Linked DNA regions of Homo sapiens: regions 2, 3 and 4 are each linked to region 1. The links are chromatin contacts, found by Hi-C in ENCODE. All regions are on one chromosome and are shown on one strand. The core of a region is the stretch at or near the end of the contact, and the rest is flanking DNA. Distances in the headings are between cores, read along the strand shown.

Region 1 (5,146 bases), core at 1,879-4,378:
AGAGCATTCAAGGGCTCCCCAGTCCAGTTCCCTGACCCAGTGTGGAGTCCCTCTCTCAGTGATGAGAGCATGCCACTGGGTCAGTGCCAAGGAAACGTTGTGACCTGCTTTTCTCCTCACTAATTTTCCTGGTGATCTGCCATCATGCACTGTGATTTCCCGCTGAGAGTTCACTTCGTGTCACCAAACTGCTGCCCCCCCGCCGCCAGCCTCACCAACAACTCAGTGCAAAGGAAATCAACGAGTAGCCACAAACACTGCACCCCTGGTGGGTGGCAGGGCAAAACGCCTCAAGTCCAGGATCACAGCTCTTATGACCTGGAAGGGACCATCACAAATATTTCTTTCTTTCCCACACCTGATTACATTATACAGTTTGCTATTTTACTAACAGCAGGAGTTACTGCCAAAATAATATTGTTTTTGTTTATGACGAGGCTAACAGAAATTCCTACAGAGAGCAGTATTGTGAATAACATAAACGCTCTGTGGTAACGGCCTATCCTACTGGACTCTTTTCTTTGGTTTAAATGGGGAAAATCCGGCCAATTTTCACACACACACGTCAGCTTGCTTTTTTCTGGCTATGGCACAGAAAAGGTTACACACATTTTGGGCTACAATTTTAGGGCTGAAAACCAACTCCAGGTTAAATAAGGAAAAAGAATGGAGAGTGATTCATTCATAGCATTTTGGTAAATATAGACACTTGTATGTGTTTGCAAATACTTGGCCTTTAAGATGATTTTGTGTGCACAAATAGGCATATTTGATGGAACAAATATGATTTTCCCTCCCATTAATAAACAAAATCCAATGAGCTCTTTCTCACATGCGAAACTGCACCAGTTCCCATGCTCTGAGTGCCTGACTTGGTGTAGACCCAGCATCCTCCAAAGCAGTAACAAAAACACAACCTCTGCTTACCCCAAAATTATGAATCAGTCTCAGATATCTCACACTCAAGACATGGGTCACAAGCCCAGCTGTATTCAGAAAATTCTGGAGCAGAAGGACAGCCCATTCTCAGGTGACGGTATTGGCTGAGGCTTCAAGAACATTGATTAAAAACTCTTGCACCCTCCCTACCCGCAAAAGAATCCATTCATTTGCATCCATAGATGAGGTCACGCACAAGTTGCCTTCACACCCAACACCCATGGTGGTTCCTGTCCTCACCTGTTTTCCAGGAGTGTCATGCACACCACCTCTCGCACCCCGGGGTTGTTGGCCTTCTCCACGGAACAGCCCTGCAAGTTCCAGGTGGCCAGCCTCAGCACAGGCCTCCCATCCCTTGTGCCTCCAAAGGCCTCCACGGACGGCCGAGTGGAGATAATCTGGGTGGGCCCCCCTGGCGGCAGGTCCAGGTCCTCACTCTGCAGGCTCAGGGAAGTGGGGCTCGGGTGAGGCTTGGCGGTGAAGGTCAGTCCCCCGTTCGTGTGGGTGGATGGGGGCCTGGACCTCTCAGCAAACACCTGGTGCCGGATCCTGTCCAGGAAGGCGGCATTGATACCATCCATCCTCACTAGGTCCTCAACGCTGCGAAAGGGCCCATGCTCACGGCGGAAGTCCACGATGCTGAGGGCCATTTTCTCCGAGAGGCCTCGCACGCTCATGAGCTGGGCCGGGGTGGCTGTGTTGATGTTAACACGTGGGGTGAGGGGCACAGCTGTGGCCAGGTGGTGAGGCTGCTGCTCCGCTAGCAGGTCCCGCCGCAGGGAACTGGGAGAGTGCTGCGCTGAGCTGCCCTTGCTGCTCACACAGATCTCAAACTTGACCTGCTCCAGCTTGGTGGCGCCTACACCACTGACCAATGCCAGGTCCTCCACCTTCTTGAAGCCACCGATATACTCTCGGTACTCCACGATGCTGCGTGCCACGGCACGCGTCACCCCAGGCAGGGTCATCAGCTCCTCCTCCGTGGCAGTGTTGATGTTGAGCCGCTCCTGATTCACTAGAATGTTGCTGAAGTTACAGGCTGCGCTGAACTTGCGGCTATGGGACAGGTCCGAGGGGTCCCTGGGGATGGAGCGGTGGCAGCCCAGGGTGCTCCCCATGGTCCGCCAGGATCAGGCTCCCGGGAAGGCCGCACCACTGCAGAAGAGCTCTCTGGCTAGGGAGGAAGCCCAGTAGGCCGTACAAGCACAGAAAAACGGAAGGTGCAGGATTCAGGGACTGAAGAGGTTACTATAGACAAACACCGAATCTTCCATGCCTGGCGTGTCCAAAATTACCTTTCACTTGGCCGCCTAGAAAATAAATCAATAAACATAGAAACCCATTGAATTAAGAAATTTGCATTAGCACCCCCTACCTAGTGCTAGAGTTAGTAACCAGGAGTCGGGGACTGGTGGCTGCCCGTGAACCCCTAAAAACGCAGGCACAATGAGGCTAGGCCCATGTGGATTCTCCTCTAGGGACGTCCGGGTTTTATCACACTGGAGTCCAAAAAGGCTACGAGCCGCTTCTCTTGGGAAGAGACCTATCCCCATCAGCCTCATGCCTCTCCTCCAGGCCTCTCTCAACTCTGACACTTGGGTCACCCACACTTGGGCTCGCGCAGACGGGGTGGCCACTCCACCTCCCCCACGCTCCGCATCTGACACAGCGCTACCTGCAACCTGGGAAGTCCGTGCTCCCCGGAGCGGGCACTGAGAAGGGGCTTATCGACCCCCCACCCGACCTGCCGCGGGTCCCCGCGCCCCACCTCTCGGCCGCTCTGCGGGGCGCCGGTTCCTCTTCCACCTGCGGCTCGGAAGCCTGAGCCCAGCCCGGGACAGCACGGGCCCCCTGCCTCCAGCCTAGGCGTCCGCGCGGGTGTGGGTCACTGGTCAGGCCCTGGAAGCCGACTACGCCGCTTCGGTCTGCGTGTCCCGGCTCTTTCTATGGGAGAAACTTAGCATCGCTCTCCCAGAGTGAATAGAAGCCGCAGGGCTGCTCGGAGGCGGCGGCAGCGGCGGCGAAACCCGCCGCCGAGGCTGCACCGGGGCTTGCGGCGGCGCCGCCGCAGTTGCGTTTACCCCGGCAAAAAGTCCTGCGCCCAACTCGGGCGGGGATCCGCCAGAGCCAGTCCAGACCCAGCACCAGCCGCACGGCTCCCGCTCGCAGTCGGTGTCAAAGCCAAAGTCCCGGCCGCGCCGCGCCGCGCCGCTCGCGCCTCCGCAGGCACCGCGGCCACGCCTCCTCCGCGCGGCAACTCCTCCCCGGGACTCCCGAGGGCACGTGGGGGAGGGGCCCTGGCGCGGGGCGAGGCCTGGCACCAGTGGGTGGAGAGAGGAACCCGAGAGCGCAAGGGCGGGCCTGGAGTGGGAGAGGCGGGGCCATGGAAGAGGGGGCGGCATCAAGGCTCAAGAGGGTGGAGAACGAACCAGAGAGCGCGAGGGGAGGCCCTGGCGTGCGAGAGGAGGAGCCATGGGTGTGGGGGCGTGGCCTGGCACAAATGGGTGGAGAGCAGAACCCTGGAGCGCGTGGGGCGGGCCTGGAGTGCGAGAGGCGGGGTCATAGAGTGTGGGAGCGGGGCCAGGGCGCGATGGGGTAGGAAAAGCGGGGGCGGGGCCATGAGCGCGGGGGTAGGCCCCGGGAGCGCAGAGGCGGGACTTAGGGGGCTTAAGGGGCGGAGCCGGCGCCGTGCCGGCGAGGGCGGGTCACAGGGAGGCTGTCCTAAGTCAGCTGCCCCCGGACCATGGTTGCCGCCCGGGGCCTAGGACTGGTTGTGCCTGGTAGAGGCTGTTTAGGATTGCCCGAGGCGAGATCTGCTCAGCTGCTTTTCGTCTGTCTTTGAGGTGTGGGGATGAAGGCCGGGGCAGTCCCTGAGAGTGCATCGCTGTAGGTCCAGGGTCTCACGGAATTTTGCAGAACGTTCCAGAGGAGACTGAATGGGATCGTCTTAATTTCTGTCCCCACTTTCGGCCTTTTCTTTTCTTCCACCAGTGTATTACCTTTGCTCCGCTCAGAGAGATGTCCTCTAATAACGCCAGCGACGCATTGTGCTCCTAGCAGAGGGCACGCACCACCCTCCTGTGTGTTCGCATAGGTCAAATACAGGTTTGCTCCTTTGCACATTTAGCGCTGTGAGTAAACAAGGATAAGTTTTTGTAATATTAAGTCTAATCATTACGAAGGAGGGAAATGGGGGCTGCTTCCCAAAACCCAGAAGAGTTTTTGCATCACACTGCTAAATGACAATTTGGTTAAAGATTAAAGAGCCCTCTGCATTATAGTGGATACCTAGAGCTAGAGTATTCGATTAAGCAAATCATGCGGTGATATCGTTGAATACTTTGACCCTGGACGTTTAGTGTTCTCTGAAGTTTCATCCCCAACCAATGTGACCAGTGCATCTGGTTTCAATTCCAAGGACTGGGTCAGCAAAAATAGTACCTCTCACAGGCGGAAGGTACTTTGGTTGTAAAATTAGCGGCAGCCCAAGTTTGGAAAATGCTACTGCCTTTCTGAGGCACATTCCCCTGCTATGTATATTGGTCAGAAAACCAAGTCAAACTAGCTTAGACCAAAAAAAAAAAAAAAAAGGTCGGGGGGAAATTTTTGGTTCCTTGTTGAAAAGTTAAGGTAAGGAATCTTACCTCAAGTCTGGTTGCATCCGACCCAAGTGATGATGGGGTCATTAGGACATGGCAGGACTGCCTCCATCTCTGGCTCCACGGTTCTCTTTATTGGCTTTATTTTTAGGCAAGCTATTTGCACTTGATCGCAAAAATGCCTTGCTACCTACCATCATCTCCCACCCAAACACTGGGCTACATTATGCCACGCACTGAAATCCTGGTGCGGTAAGGAAAAAACAGTTTAAGACAAGCAGGAAAACAGAGAAAACTCTTCGTTGAGCAGAATGCCTTGATGCGCAACGTGGCTGTGGAAGCACAGCCGTGGAGCGTGGCTACTTGGGCTGGAAGCAGAGAAAACATATTTTATCATACAAACCAGGACACTCTGGAGGTGAAGAGAGGACTCTATTAATAATATCCTAGAACAACAGAAATAATCTGGTTTTATTCCCCATAAACCTAGCAAATGCTCCCCTTGGTATAAATGAAACCAAGCGTTGGCCAAACCAAAGTGCATTTAAAAACACACATACATACACCCCACAAAAACATGCAATGAGATGGTTAACTTTAAAACGACT
Region 2 (5,146 bases), core at 1,590-4,089, 3.7 Mb after region 1:
ATTGCTTGAGTCCGCGAGCACACCACTGTACTCCTGCCTGGGTAACAGAGTGAGGTCTTGTCTCTAAATTAATAAATAAAATATGATGGGGTGTTGCTATGTTGCCCAGGCTGGCCTCAAACTCTTGGGCTCAAGGGATCCTCCTGCCTCAGCCTCCTAAGTAGCTGGGGCTACAGTTGCCTGCCACCATGCACATCTTACATTATGTTTTAAATGAGTTGTATTAATGTAGAATAAATTCATTAACAAGATATTGTCCACAAGGACAAATGTCTATTGGGAAAATAATAAAATTTCTAATTTAACTCGAGGGAGAAAATTAGAAATGCCTTTCTGAACATATAATACATGGAAGAGCCTTTGGTAGTTACATGTATTTTATGATAAATTATAAATTCTATTTTACGTCTTCTACTTAAGACTTAAAGGGAGAAAAATCCTTGAGACATAGAGCTATGACATATTTTCAAGTTCATAACAACTCTCCATTTGGAATTGGCCTGTTCTTCCTTTTTGTGTCTTGCCTCAGGAGAGAAAATAATAAAAATACCACTCCCTGAAATCCCCATTAACTCTACTATGTAAGTGAACTATATATCGTTCCTTTTTTCAGATTCTAAAGAGATTTTCTTTATTCTTTATTAGTGGCATTCAAAATTGCTAATGTTTATTCTGTTTTTTTTTTGTTGTTGTTGTTTTGAGATGGAGTCTCACTCCGTCGCCAGGCTGGAGTGCAGTGGCACGATTGGCTCACTGCAACCTCTGCCTCCCAGGTTCAAGCGATTCTCCTGCCTCAGCCTCCTGAGTACCTGGGACTACAGGCGTGTGCCACCACACCTAGCTAATTTTTGTATTCTTAGTAGAGATGGGGTTTCACCATGTTGGCCAGGATGGTCTTCATGTCTTGACCTCGTGATCCGCCCACCTCGGCCCCCAAAGTGTTGGGATTATAGGCGTGAGCCACTGTGCCCAGCCTATTTTTCTAATTTTTAAAAACTCTATCAAATAACAACAATGTTTTGAATTCTCCCATACTGTCAGTATGGTATGGGGAAAATAAAATAGGAATAGAAAAGGAAAACCAGGAAAAGAGGTGGTTTTCAACCAAATGAGGATTGGACAAAAAGAAAAAAAGAGAAAGAGAAAGAAAGAAGCGTCACAAACAAATCTGGCATTACTTCGTATTTAAAATCTTATGAAGAGTAAGGAGAATGTTGATGGGTGTGAATGAAATAGTGAGAATCAATTTAAAGAATATTCATTAGGCGCCCTACAGTGTGCCTGAAAATGTAGTGTGCACAGTGTATAAAATAAGAAATTGCTTCCTTAAAGTGGCTTATGTCTGGTTATAAAAATAAGATGAATGCAAAACCAGCTAGCAATGCTAGCTTTATGTAGCTTCACTCTGAGCCAGACATCATGTATTAGAAAACAAGGATAAGTAATAACAGCTCATGTTTAAAAGGGCTATGTGCCAGGTCCTATGCTGACCACTTTTCATAGATTATCTCAATTAATCTTCACATTAATCTTATGAGTAGATACTGTTGTCCCCATTTTTTCCAATGGGTATATTGAGACTTAAAAAGTTAAAATAACTTGCCCATTGTCAAATAACTGACCATGGAATTTGAACCAAAGTCATTTAATTCAAAATGAAGAAATTTAATCACGTAAACTACTGCTTCCCATAATTCTCAGCCTTGAGGAACTCAGTCTATGAAGGAATGATGGGTGCTTAATGACCATTTGTTGTATGAATGAATGACGTTCTTTGTGGCCGCTCATGTTTATTGTTTAGCTTTTTTTTTTTTTTTTTTTGAGATGGAGTTTCGCTCTTGTTGTTCAGGCTGGAGTGCAGTTGCATGATCTAGGCTCACTGCAACCGCTGCCTCTCGGGTTCAAGCAGTTCTCCTGCCTCTGCCTCCCGAGTAGCTGGGACTACAGGCGCACGCCACCACGCCCAGCTAATTTTTGTATTTTTAGTAGAGACGGGGTTTCACCCATGTTGGCCAGGCTGGTCTCGAACTCCTGACCTCAGGTGATCCGCCCGCCTCGGCCTTCCAAAGTGCTGGGATTACAGTCGTTACCACTGCGCCTGACCTAGACTGTTCAGGTTTAAGTTCCTAGGATACAAATATAAAACAGACTAGGGCCGATACTTTGCTGTTTTCAACACAGAAGTGGAAAGCATGATTTTACACTTCTGGAATAATTTAGAGTGACATCTGGTGGTTGCCTGTGAGACAAGAATTGTTGAAGAAACTGAATTTAAAAGCCTATAATAAATAAGACTACCAGACATAAAAAGATAAGAACGATGAATTAAAGTAGTAAAAAGTTTAAAAAACATATCTTAAATCCTCACTAAAGAAAAATTTTAAAAAATGCTAGTTGCAGATTTTCAATCCACTGGACTTTAAAAAGAAACAATAGATTCCTTAATGAGTAGTTGTAACGAAAATTGTAACAGTTAATTGATGGCAGGAAATACGAATTGATTTATACTGGTTTGAAGATTCTGGCTTGAGAGGAAATGCAACTTTACGGGGGAAGAAGACTCAAACGTTACAGGAACAATTTATTCACAAGGCAAAATATCTTCAACGTCTCTCCAAAACTTCAAGGGCATTATGGGTATCTGCCGAGATGGTAAAATGTCCAGTGGGCAGGAAATATTTCACCGGATCTCACTTGCCGGGGAAAAAAGCCAGTGAACGCGACCCACGCAGCTGACTAGATCGTGCGCTCGGCCTCAGATTGGTCGAGCCTGTTTGGGCTGCGGAAAAAGCGGAAGCGCGCTTTTCAAAGTCGTCCCACCATCAATGAAGGCAGGCCACTTCCGGCGTAGCCATGGCGGCTAACGCTACTACCAACCCGTCGCAGCTGCTGCCCTTAGGTAATCGCCGTCCTTTGGGGAGCAGGAACAGGGAGCTGACATTCAGGATTGGGGGCCGAGGGGCTGTTCCGAGGCAGGCCCTGGCCGAGTGTGGGGAAATGTATAAGACCAAATGCGGTTCGACTCTGAGCTCCAAGTCTTCGCGACAGCAGGCCGCACCTGCTCTTTAACGTGGTCGGGCTCCTCCAGGCAAGGACTTTGACTTCTCAAACCAGACCTTCACTGGAAAAGGTCCACATTTAGTGAACGCGTCGTCGGCCTACTTTGTTGTGAGCCCGCCTCTGCAGTGTTATAGGTAGTAGGCCTACTTCTCAGCCTGGCGTTTACGATCCCCAGATTAGATAGACCATGTTATGTATGTGGTTGGTTAGTGACACTAACACCCTGGTCCGGAATGAGCCTTAAATGAGGAATCTGGAAACCAGCTCTGTTTGTTATTTATTCATTCAATAAGTAGTAACTGAGTATCTATACACTAGATACCGTGCCTGGGCATTTTTCAATGATAAACCATAGCCATTGCCTTCAAATAGCACACAAGCCAGTGGAGGAGAGAACACTGGACAAGTAGACATCATGCCACATAATGCTAGGCTAGCTAAAGAGATGTTCAAGCTACCGTCAGAGCACAGAGGATAGACAGAGTTGGGAAAGGGAAGCAGTGACCGGAGAGTTTCCGGTGAATATAATTATACCTATCTCCTCTTATATTTTTGTAGTTGGTGAAGAGTGATTGAACTAGTGGTCGTGGCCGTGATTGAAAAGTTTTCATTCCTTCATGCCACAGACTCTTTTGGAAGGCTCATTATGTGCCAGATGCTGTGCTTGAACTGAGATTTGTATTATAAGACCTAAAGTTATTGAATGAATGTTTTTCCTGGTTTTTCTTTCACTATATGCAAGTAAGAGTGCCAGTAGGCACTCAAATATTTGTTGAAATAATGAATGGTAAAATAATATTTTTTCCCTCCTCAGAGCTTGTGGACAAATGTATAGGATCAAGAATTCACATCGTGATGAAGAGTGATAAGGAAATTGTTGGTACTCTTCTAGGATTTGATGACTTTGTCAGTATCCTTTTAAAAGGTGGTGGTGGTATAGGTTTTTCTTAAGTAATAACATAAGAACTATAGACAATCAGTATATTTGTGATTATTATAATAAAAATCAGTTCATTCTCAGGGAACTTATGATAATGTTTTAAGAGGTATGTATTGAAAGACGGTAAAGTTCCTATCAACAACAAGCATTTTGAATTTGAGCCATTGTATTAAACATTGTAATTAAAACTGAACAGGCGAGCCCAGTGGCTCACGCCTATAATCCCAGCGCTTTGGGAGGGCGAGGTGGGTGGATCGCTTGAGCCCAGGAGTTTGAGACCAGCCTGGGCAAGATGATGAAACCCTGTCTCCACAAAAATTACAAAAATTAGCTGGGCATGGTGATGTACACCTGTGGGTCCAGCTAATCTCCGGGGCTAAGGCAGGAGGATCCTTTAAGCCTAAAAGGTGGAGGCTGCAGTGAGGTGTGATTGTACCACTGCACTTAAGCCTGGATGACAGAGCGAGACTTTGTCTCAAAACAAAAACAAAAACAAAAAACAAAAGCTGAACAAAGGCAGAAGCTAGAGTAAATTCTGTATTTATTTTCTTAACACCAAATTTCAGATATGGTACTGGAAGATGTCACTGAGTTGTGAGTAGTGTTAAAGAATTGGGGGGAATCTCTTCTTAATTAAAGACAGTTTTACTACTTTTGAGTAAAATTATTTATGAGAAAACATTACCTCTTGGTGGAATAACGTTAAAGATAGACGTTTTATCTGTTTGCTTGTAAAATTGGATCAGAGTGTTATTACCTTAATGTAATTATTAGTAAACGCCTAGAATATTAGTGGAGACACAGTTTTAAGGTAGAAGATAACAAAAAGAGCCAGGAATTTTAGGGTTCAGGTCAAATAAAGGAACTGATAGTAAGAGCATTTAGGCTGGACATGGTGGCTCATTCCTGTAATCCTAGCACTTTGGAAGGCCAAAGGAGGAGGATTAAGCCTGGGAGTTTGAGACCAGCCTGGGCAACAAAGGGAGACCCCTGTCTCTATAAAAAATTTAAAAATTAGCTGGTTATAGTAGGGGGCAGCTGTAGTCCTAGCTGCTCTGGAGGGTGAGGATCCCTTGAGCCCAGGAGTTCTAGGCTGCAGTGAACTATGATTGTACCACTGTACTCAGCCTGGGCAACAGAGCAAGA
Region 3 (5,146 bases), core at 1,653-4,152, 3.1 Mb after region 1:
CGAGTAACTGGGACTACAGGCGCCCGCCACCACGCCCAGCTAATTTTTTGTATTTTTAGTAGTGACGGGGTTTCATCGTGTTAGCCAGGATGTTCTCGATCTCCTGACCTTTTCACCAAGGCTGGAGTCCATAATCATAGCTCACTGCAGCCTCCAACTGCTAGGCTCCAGCAATCCTCCCACCTCAGCCTCCTGAGTAGTTGGGACTACAGGCATGCAGTGTCAGGCCTCTGAGCCCAAGCTAAGCCATCATATACCCTGTGACCTGCAAGTTATATGCCCAGATGGCCTGAAACAAGTGAAGAATCACAAAAGAAGTGAAAATGGCCTGTTCCTGCCTTAACTGATGACATTCCACCACAAAAGAAGTGAAAAATGGTGGGTCCCTGCCTTAACTGATGACATTACCTTGTGAAATTCCTTCTCCTGGCTCATCCTGGCTCAAAAGCTCCCCCAGTGAGCACCTTGCGACCCCCACCCCTGCCTGCCAGAGAACAACCCCCCTTTGACTGTTAACACATTTTCCTTTACCTACCCAAATATTACAAAACGGCCCCACCCCTATCTCCCTTCACTGACTCTCTTTTGGACTCATCCCGCCTGCACCCAGGTGAAATAAACAGCCTTGTTGCTCACACAAAGCCTGTTTGGTGGTCTCTTCACACGGACGAGAGTGAAACGCAGCACCATGCCCAGCTAATTTCTTTGGTTTTTCAGGGATTGTAGAGACAGGGTCTCGCTATGTTGCCGAGACTGGTCTCAAACTTGTGGCCTCAAGCAATCCCCCAACCTTGGGCTTCCAAAGTGCTGAGATTACAGGCACCAGCCACCTCACCTGGCCTGATTTCTTTCATCAGTATTTTGTAGTTCTCCGTGTAGAGATCTGTACTAGTCTGTTTTCAGGCTGCTGATAAAGACATACCCCAGACTGCGCAATTTACAAAAGAAAGAGGTTTAATTGGACTTCCAGTTCCACGTGGCTGGGGAAGCCTCACAATCATAGTGGAAGGCAGGGAGCAAGTCCCATCTTACATGGATGGGAGCAGACAAAGAGAGAATGAGGAAGACGCAAAAGCGAAAACCCTGATAAAACCATCAGATCTCCTGATACTTAAGTCACTACCACGAAAACAGTATGGAAGAAAACACCCCAATGATTCAATTATCTCCCACCAGGTCCCTCCCACAACACATGGGAATTATGGGAGTATAATTCAAAATAAGATGTGGGTGAGGATACAGGGTCAAACCATATCAAGATCTTCCATGTCTTTCAACAAGAATAATTAATATGTTAATTCACATAGAAGCTGAAATAGTCTCCAAACATGGCCAACCCTCTTAGATTCAGAAACACAAGGTTTACACTTATAAAAAACATATGGACCCCTTTCCTCCTGGAAATTTACTACCAGGGTTTGTAGTCTAATTGACTATACTCCTACAGCTTTAACATCTCATATAGATGATAATCAGACCTATGATATAGTATAACTAGTTAAAATAGAAATCATATTTCAGAGTACCCACATTCTTCCCATGTGCAGTTGACGGGCCATATTACAAAAACAAAATTTGGAACTCCATTTCTGTTTTAGATTGTCCACAGCTTCAAGACGAATGTTATCGTCTACAAAATGTTTAAAATCCTGAAATTATAGAAACGTGGCTTTAGTCTCTACCCATTCAAAATAATATGTAATATATGGAAAATGTTTTTGTTGAGGAAGAAAGATAAATGAGACTGTGACCATCTTAGGCCTCACAATCAGACAACATTTAAGTCATATTGGTATTTGGTGCAAAACTGGATTCATAAAAAATTACTTTGGCGACAAAATGACACAGTAGTCTAGATATTGATACTCAAATATTCTGGGTATTAAAACTCAGTCTTCTTCAGGTTATACTCCCAGCTAACTTACTTTGGGACACGTTCTCGGTCTATACTGAGTCTGTGTTCCCAGGCTTAAGTCCTCAAACTTGGCCGAGTAATAAAACTAACCATGATTTCTTTAAGTTTTAGTACCTGTTATTTCACCTTTCGGTCGACAAATCGTTTTTCTCATGTTCCTCTGTCTTACATCAATTTAATTTGTAGACCAGCCAAATGACCTAAAAGGCTAGAAGGAAACAATTTTTCCTCCCCTACAACTATTTCCTCTAGTCCTCCGGCTGAAAGTTGTTCCACGTCCTGGGCAGAGAGAGCCCCACCAGGCAGCACCACCAGCTCCACAGAGTTGGAGCGATTCCCCCAAGAAGCTCCCCTGCGCCCCTCCTCACCCCCAGAGACCAGCAGAAGAAATGGCATCTATCCCTTGGAAGACACTAGGCAGGAGAGAACAACTGCAAGCCCTTCTGCTCACACAGAAAAAAGGATGGCGGAGGTGGCGAATGGGATGTAGCAGAAACCCCGCGGCTGCGGCGGAAGGGACACCGCCCCTCTCCAGCCTAACTCTGAGCCATCTTCCCCCTGTTGTTATAGCACTTAGAACGGACGCCACTGCGCAGGTCACACCGTGCCGCGCAGCCTTCTGGGGGTCGGAGTCCAGAGGGGCTGAGGCGCGAAGGCGGAGACCGACTTCTTAGCGGGCCGCAGTTGGAATTAGATTTCTACTGGGGCGGGGCTCGAGCGAACCACGGCCTAATCCTCATTAGCAGAGAAGGATAATTACCGCAATACTCTGCCCTGCCCTGACAGCAGCTCGTGAGACCCTGAGTCTGCTGAAGGCCGCCTCCAGCCTGGGCTCCGGGCACAGGCCACACCCCTCCCGCCGCGTCCTGGCCTCTCCCATCGATGGCGTGTGGGTGGGGCTTCGTGGGGGCGGAGCTGCGCGGGGCGGGGCGTCGCTGCGCGGGGCGGGGCGTCGCGGGCTCGTCCGTGATGCTCTGGGATCCCGCGCTTCCGAGACTCGCAGTCTACGCGAGCTGCCTGTTTTTTTCCTGCTTGGACGCGCATGAGGGCCCCGTCCATGGACCGCGCGGCCGTGGCGAGGGTGGGCGCGGTAGCGAGCGCCAGCGTGTGCGCCCTGGTGGCGGGGGTGGTGCTGGCTCAGTACATATTCACCTTGAAGAGGAAGACGGGGCGGAAGACCAAGATCATCGAGATGGTGAGTGTGGAGGCTCGGCGCGCCCAGAGCACGCGAGGGGCCGGCTGGGCCGTCCGCTGGCCTCGGCAGCCTGTGCTGGGCCGCTGTTCGGTCGCGACGGGGAGCTGCCGGCGTCGCCTGTCAGGCTGGGATCTCGCTAGCTCGGGACGCGCAGCTTGGGGGACCCGGCCGCCCCGCGTGCGGCCACTCCGCGGGCTTGGTGACCAGGGTTGGGTCCCCGGCTGCGGCCCTTGGCTGCCCGTGGTCTTTGTTAGGTTTCCGTTTGAAGGAACAAGGCAGAAAATAGATGAATCGGACACAGGCTACTTTGTGCTGCAAAACCCGTTTCTCTAGAGATAAGCTGCATGTCCTGGGCAGGTGGCTCCTTCTCTCCCTGCCTTGCTCCCGCCCTCCCCCCGGATCCGCGTCAAACCGTTGCCGCTAATCTAGTTGCAATTCCCGCAGAGGACTAGTTTTATGTTGGGGCTGCCGTGAGTTAGATTATGAAAATGTGCAATATCTAAAATTTTACAAGAATGGCAATCCAGGAGAAATTCAGGATAGTTTATTTTGTATTTGAATGTATTCCTTCTTGTCTCAAAACTCCCACGAAATATCTTTGTTTTCATCTTAACTCCCAAAGCTCTTGTATACATTTTCGAATTTAATTTTTTATTGAAGAGGGTGTCTCAAGAATTCCCTTTGAGATACATTATAAGTAATTGTTTCAAAAATGAGGATATTTAGTTTCGTTTTGTATTTTAATTAGAACCCACTCAGGAAGACAATTCTTGCACAAACTTGCACGCTTATGTATTTCCTGAAATGCATAATCCTGGGTATACGCCTGACCGTGTGCTATACATGTGAACATCTAGGGTCAGATGATTTATGATAGAAAAAAATTTAAAATCTACACTAAATAATATCATTTTAGGGTGTAATACTTGGAATTTCTGAGCACCTGCAATATGTTCCAACTGACGAAAGACACGATTTGTCCTATTGGTTGTACTGACCCCAGGTTGAATACAGATGTATTTGCATAATTAAAATTAGCCAGTGTCCCAGCTATTTGGGAGGCTGAGAGGAAGATCACTGGAGTCTGGGAGTTCAAGGTTATAATCACACCTGTGGATAGCTACTGCACTCCAGCCTGGGAAACATAGCGAGACCCTGTCTCTTAAAAAAAAAAGTTAATTCCCACTTGTCTCATATTCCAATAATATTCCCTAATTTTGAATTAATTTATTCTTAAAGGGTCTTAATAATTCTAAAGGCTTATTAAAATTCATTTGTCCCACATCTGTATGCCCACAGCAGCAAATGGTTTTAACTCAGAAGTTTCATTTTGCTTTTGTTGCTTTCCTGCTTAGAAAACTTGGCTTTCTTTTGCCCAAGGTTAATAATGCCTATGTAGGGGAAAAAACCGAGTTGCCATATCTCCCTGCCTGTGCTTAAACTATGGATTGGTCTGTATACCACTTATCTAAGCCAAGTAAGGTTAAAAATCAGTGTGTTCACAAAATCCTTCAATGATACCATCATAGGAACAGTTTGCTATCTTTGTGACAAATAATGAAGACCTATCTAGAATACCAACTTATTGGTACTAAAGAAATCAGTCAATATTTACATGTATGCATAGTATATTAATTCAGATTGTAATATATGTGTAGCCTGCTAGTAGCTTTTCAATGGAAAAAGTGAAAAGAGCTTCATGTTAACTTTTTTAATTTTAATAGGTTGCTTCTTCAAGTGGAAGAAGTATTTGACTGGGGGTCAGAAGACCTGGGTTGGAATCCTAGTTCCATCTTTCTGTAATAATGTAGGTCTGCTCTGCCCATCCTCTGCCCTCCTCCCTCAGAAAAATCTCTGCAAACCCATGATGTCCAACAGACATAGCTCATATTGGTCACAGCTAACGGAGTTAACTACCTAACCAAGTTGGGCCTATCTAACTGGCTAAGAAAACCAATAACTTCTGGGACTTGGTCAAAATGATGCATTGTCTTGCAAGAGTTTTTAATTGAGAGACATGAGGAAGTTGCTAGTGG
Region 4 (5,146 bases), core at 1,716-4,215, 3.0 Mb after region 1:
ATCCCCTTTTCATTCAGTGTTGATTTCCAGTTGCTCACTGATTTGTCTTTAAGTAATTGGAAAATAAAAACCAGGTTTTTAATGACTTCGCCTTAAAGGAAAGTATCTACTAATCATTTACTAAAGCCAGTCAGGATTCTAAATGCTTTGCAAGCATTCTATTTTGATATTCATAACAAAACTACAAAGTAAATTGTAGATACTATTATTCAGGTATCCTTGAATACAGAGAAGTTAAGAAATCCGTGCCAGTGGTCTCACTAGTTAAGTGATGTGCGGTACCTAAACCCAGACTGTCTACTCCAGAACCCTAAACAAACGGCCTATGCACACGCCCCTCCATGTAGACTATAAAAGCAATAGCTCTATTCACACTAATTCTAAACACTACAAGTTCAAACTACAGGCAAGTATGTCATAAATTTGATTAAATTGTTAAAGGATGATTAGAAGACAATAATTTGAAGGTTGTAACAGGTGCAGTCCTATAAACAGGCATAACAGATTAGTTTCTAATGCCTTATTAGAATAATAAATGGGAGATAATCTCCTTATCCCCTAAACTCCAGAAATTCTCTTCTATACTCTTCACTTGACACTTTTTTGTTTTGAATACTTTTTTTTCTACAACAAGTTTACTCAGATTTAGGTTTCATTTAAGAGGTGGCTGACCTTTTTTTGCTGACCTTCTGAATTTAATTTGCTATTGTTCTTTTTTTAATATTTTAAAAAGTTTTAATAATTTTTATTTTTTCTGCCATGCTCGGCAAAGACGAGGTCTCACTATGTTGCCCAGGCTGGTCTTGAACACCTCATTGACCTAGTCCTACAATATGATCAGCTGTGAAAACAATAACCCCAAAGAATGCTGTGGAAAAAACATACAGGTTTGAAGGTCAGTTCTGGAAACAGACCTTGCAGCTGTTGTTCATTTTCAGAGCTTTGCTTTCTCCAGGTTATGCCAGTGTCACACCAAATTTAAGAAAGTAGAAATCAGGTCTTCCAGTCAAAGAAAGATGACAAATGCATGTAGTGTTCAAAAGAAGTATACTGCTTTTGAAGGCAATAATACAAGGGCTCACTGTTGGAATTTTCAACAAAAGACTCAAAGGGCAAAATAACACAAAATTTGGAGTAGGACAGCTCTGGGTGCACTTTCTGACCACGTTACACTACATGATCTTAAACAAGTCCCTTATCCTCTAGTATCTCAATTGTTCTAGGGTGGAGGAGGATAAAATGGCTCAACCCATAGCAAGTACTCAATAGATGTCAGTAATAACCCAACAGTAGAAACAGTGCTAGTAGGAGAGACAGTGGTAGTAGTGGTAGTTGAAAGAGACGGTGGTAGTGTGTTCTGTGCAAGACACAATTACGAATGCCAAACTCACCCTCTGGACCGAAATTTTAAATGGGACTCACAAAGACTGATAGTAATCACTAATGGAAATGTTATTAACCAGCAGGGATGTTTTATAATAATTTCATGTATTTTAATAATTTTCAAAAATATTTCAAAGTATTCTAAAGCGTAAGACTTACTACATCCCTCAAAAGGTGTAAAAGTTTTAAAATTACTATATATACTATTGCTGTTGGATTTTTTCCCTTCAGTGAGCATTTCTATCAAGAAGTTGTACCATAAATATAAGTGTATAGTTGTAATTTAACCACGACAATTACACACAAGGAAAAATCCCTTAAACTCTGACAAATAACTTGTAACTTATTTTCAAAATAAAGTTTTTTAAAATTCTTCTTTAAAAACTTCTGGGTTTTCTAGTTTTTTTTTTAATTCTTCCGTATATTCATGAAAAAAATCTCAGTAATTGTTTTCTTTATAAAATGCTAATAAGTTAGAAAATCTTTCTCTGAATGCTGGCCAACTTAAGACCCATAGCTTATCCTGCAGCATCTTTCAAGTTGTTTATCAATGAGGACATGTAAGATGTGTATACCTGTAAGATACGGTTTCATTTTTAAAGTAAAAGTGAGATACCCAAAAAAATACATTTCTCCAGGAAATTGAAGTCAAAGGCAGGATTTGACTGGCAGGAGGTGCTGATAAAATCAGCGCAGCTCATCTAAACTGTTGTGGTCTCCAAGTAACAAGAGGAGAAACAATAATCCTATTACTAGAAGGATTGGGGGTATTAGTACATGCATCCTACTTCAGTCGTAGGCTGGGAACTGCTTTGCCCATTTACTCACAGACCTGTTGAAGTGTCTCAGGAGGATGCTCATGCTCCAAGTGACATTCCTCAATGGAATCCTTAAAAATTCTCATCCCTTTTTTCTCAAAAGTACTCACAGAATCTCATACACTTTGTGCTCCTAGTGTTTGTTTATTTCAGTGCAAACATCTAAGAAATCAATCACCTTACAGACTCCAAACCATTATACTGCATTAGAGAATCTTGTTCACAAAATAAAACATGGAAAGGGTATTCATGTACCCGAAGTTTAACAACAGACATACCATCTTACCTGATGCCACGTCAGATGAGCTCTGCCCCACCTTTCTGCGAACCCTCGTTCGGCAAATTTTGCTTTATGAACGCCTGACAAGGTCCCAGTGATGGAGCAGAGGGAGCAAGAACGGACGGTGCAGAGAAAAGCAACCTTTAGCTTCACTATTCCCTCTCGTCCTCCAGCTGAAAGTTGTTCCACGTCCCGGGCAAAGAGAGAGCCCCACCAGGCAGCACCACCAGCTCCACAGAGTTGGAGTGATTCCCCCAAGAAGCTCCCCTGCGCCCCCCGTCACCCCCAGAGACCAGCAGAGGAAACGGCATCTATCCCTTGGAAGACACTAGGCAGGCGAGAACAAATGCAAGTCCTGCTGCTCACACCGAGGAGGAAAGGATGGAGGAGGCGGTGAATGGGATGTAGCAGAAACCCGACGGCCGCAGCGGAAGGGACACCTCCCCTCTCCAGCCTAACTCTGAGCCATCTTCGCCCTGTTGTCATAGCACTTACAACGGACGCCACTGCGCAGGTCACGCCGTGCCGCGCCGACTTCTGGGGGCTGGAGTCCAGAGAGGCTGAGGCGCAAAGGCGGGGACCGACTTCTGAGAGGGCCGCGGTTGGAATTAGATTGCTACTGGGGCGGGGCTCGAGTGAACCACGGCCTGGTCCTCATTAGCAGAGAGTGATAATTACTGCAATCCTCTGCCCTGTCCTGGCAGCAGTTCCTTAAGGAAGACCCTCCTCCTGCCTGGGCTCCGGGGGCAGGCCACGCCCCCCCGGCCGCGTGACCGCCCTCTCCCCTCGGTGCGTGTGGGTGGGGCCTAGTGGGGGCGGGGCGTCACTGGCTTGTCCATGGTGCTCTGGGATCCTGCGCTTCTGAGAGTCCCAATCGCGGTGTTTTTTTCCTGCCGGGACACTCATGAGGGCCCCGTCCATGCACCGCGCGACCGTGGCGAGGGTGGTCGCGGTAGCGAGCGCCAGCGTGTGCGCCCTGGTGGCGGGGGTGGTGCTGGCCCAGTACATATTCACCTTGGAGAAGAAGGCGAGGCGGAAGACCAAGATCATCGAGATGATGAAGCTTTTGAACAGTTTCCAGTTTTTCCTTTTTTTACTATTTGAAACAGCGCTGCTTTGAAGTTACTTGTGCCTGCGTCCTGATACACATGTGTTAAATATATTTTCCGTATATACCTTAGAGTGCATTTCCTGGTATATGGGATTGGATCTATGTCTTCTTTTGTTTTTTACTTATTTTTTTTTAATCTTTACATTCAAATTCAATGTAGCCAACCTTGAAGTTTTTCTTGTTTGCTTTTTTCAATGGATTCTAGTGTAGGCTTTAAATTTCCAGTATTTCACCATCAATCCACAAATCCACATTCCCAGTAGAAAATACCATTCTAGTTTTAGTTTTTTGGGTTTTGGGTTTTTTTTTTTTTTTTAACTGAGACTGGGTCTCCCTGACAGGGTCGCCTAGACTGGAGTGCAGTGACAGGATCACTGCTCACTGAAGCACTGAAGCCTCAGCCTCCCGGGCTCAAACGATTCTCCCACCTTAGCCTTCCTAGTAAGCTGGGACTACAGGCACAGACCACCACACCTGGCTAATTTTTGTATTTTTTGTAGAGATGGAGTTTCGCCATGTCCAGGTTGCTCTCGAACTCCTGGGTTCAAACGATCCACCCACCTCAGTCCCCCAAAGTGCTGGGATTGCTGGCGTGAGCCACCGCGTCCGGCCTCAATATTTTTAAAAATGACCTTTCAGTCAAAGCCTTGGTAATATAACCAGTTTCCAATTGTATTCTGCTATACAGAGAGAGCAGATTTTTATTAGACTTATTGAAATGACCATATTACCATAAGAAGACTCACAAATGGTTTTCTAATTATGGAGGAATCAAGTAAAGAGAAAAAAAGTTTTTATCTTTTTTTACACAAGTATACTCTATCAAATTGCTGTAAATTATAAATAGCTTAAAAGACAAGATTTTCTTAAATCTGGAAAAAACTATTTGAGTAAAGAACCAACAACATTTGAAATAATATCATAAAAACATTGTCTTCATTAGTTAAACTCACGTAATTAATTCTTGTTCTGCCTGATCTTGATTAATAGTTTCATGAACCCACTTTTTTATTACAGTTCTGGAAATTGTTATATTGTCCATTGATCTTCAAGTTGTTAGAAACCCAAATCTAAGAGTATATTTTAGGGCCAGGCACAATGGTTCATGCCGGTAATCCCAGCAATTTGGGAGGCCAAGGCGGGAGGATCATTTGAGGCCAGGAGTTGGAGAAAAGCCTGGCCAATATAGTGAAACCCCATCTCTACTAAAAATACAAAAAATTAACCCAGCGTGGTAGCGCATGCCTGTAATCCCAGCTACTCAGGAGGCTGAGGCATGAGAATCACTGGAACCAGGGAGGCAGAGGTTGCAATGAACCAGGATCGTGCCACTGCACCCCAGCCTGGGCATCAGAGCAAGATTGTCTCAAAAATAAATAAATAAAAATAAAAGAGTACTTGTTAGAATATTTTCCAGGAGTCTGTTTTTTAAAAAAGAATTCAAAACAATAATATGGATGACAAAAACTTAAAATAGCCATGGTTAAAAATCTGATGAAGTTAACAACTGAGAAGAACATTTATTTATTGCTATTATATACAGTATTTTAAGAT

What was found. A loop is a pair of places that touch in the nucleus more often than their neighbours do. Pooled maps may share reads with other maps.
Region 2: a map of B cell shows a loop between it and region 1 (34-fold over the local background). The contact joins the promoter of LSM5 here to the promoter of EEPD1 in region 1. A Hi-C loop is called at or near these places in 6 of 168 maps with a recorded cell type or tissue (B cell, CD4-positive, alpha-beta T cell, CD4-positive, alpha-beta memory T cell and 2 more), 2 of 37 single-sample maps with no recorded cell type and 14 of 50 pooled maps.
Region 3: a loop to region 1 is called in a map of naive thymus-derived CD4-positive, alpha-beta T cell, with 14 times the contacts of the local background. The contact joins the promoter of NT5C3A here to the promoter of EEPD1 in region 1. A Hi-C loop is called at or near these places in 1 of 168 maps with a recorded cell type or tissue (naive thymus-derived CD4-positive, alpha-beta T cell), 1 of 37 single-sample maps with no recorded cell type and 8 of 50 pooled maps.
Region 4: a loop to region 1 is called in a map of CD8-positive, alpha-beta T cell, with 27 times the contacts of the local background. The contact joins the promoter of BBS9 here to the promoter of EEPD1 in region 1. A Hi-C loop is called at or near these places in 2 of 168 maps with a recorded cell type or tissue (both CD8-positive, alpha-beta T cell), 1 of 37 single-sample maps with no recorded cell type and 7 of 50 pooled maps.

Annotation. Positions count from the first base shown.
Region 1 is chr7:36,151,236-36,156,381 of GRCh38, reverse strand. EEPD1 (endonuclease/exonuclease/phosphatase family domain containing 1) reads right to left here and starts at 3,128. Exons shown (of 8, transcript NM_030636.3): 1 at 2,708-3,128; 2 at 1,180-2,249. The coding sequence starts at 2,057. RefSeq lists a silencer at 2,997-3,716.
Region 2 is chr7:32,488,073-32,493,218 of GRCh38, reverse strand. LSM5 (LSM5 homolog, U6 small nuclear RNA and mRNA degradation associated) reads left to right here and starts at 2,839. Exons shown (of 5, transcript NM_012322.3): 1 at 2,839-2,899; 2 at 3,875-3,970; 3 at 4,567-4,594. The coding sequence starts at 2,854. RefSeq lists an enhancer at 2,887-2,936.
Region 3 is chr7:33,060,532-33,065,677 of GRCh38, reverse strand. NT5C3A (5'-nucleotidase, cytosolic IIIA) reads left to right here and starts at 2,902. Exons shown (of 9, transcript NM_001002010.5): 1 at 2,902-3,110. The coding sequence starts at 2,973. It overlaps LOC124901610 (a long non-coding RNA gene), which reads right to left and starts at 2,493. Exons shown (of 4, transcript XR_007060279.1): 1 at 2,030-2,493; 2 at 1,531-1,649. RefSeq lists an enhancer at 2,388-2,547 and silencers at 2,788-2,907, 3,208-3,267.
Region 4 is chr7:33,127,383-33,132,528 of GRCh38, reverse strand. BBS9 (Bardet-Biedl syndrome 9) reads right to left here and starts at 2,965. Exons shown (of 23, transcript NM_198428.3): 1 at 2,488-2,965. RefSeq lists enhancers at 2,903-3,012, 3,503-3,552 and a silencer at 3,063-3,362.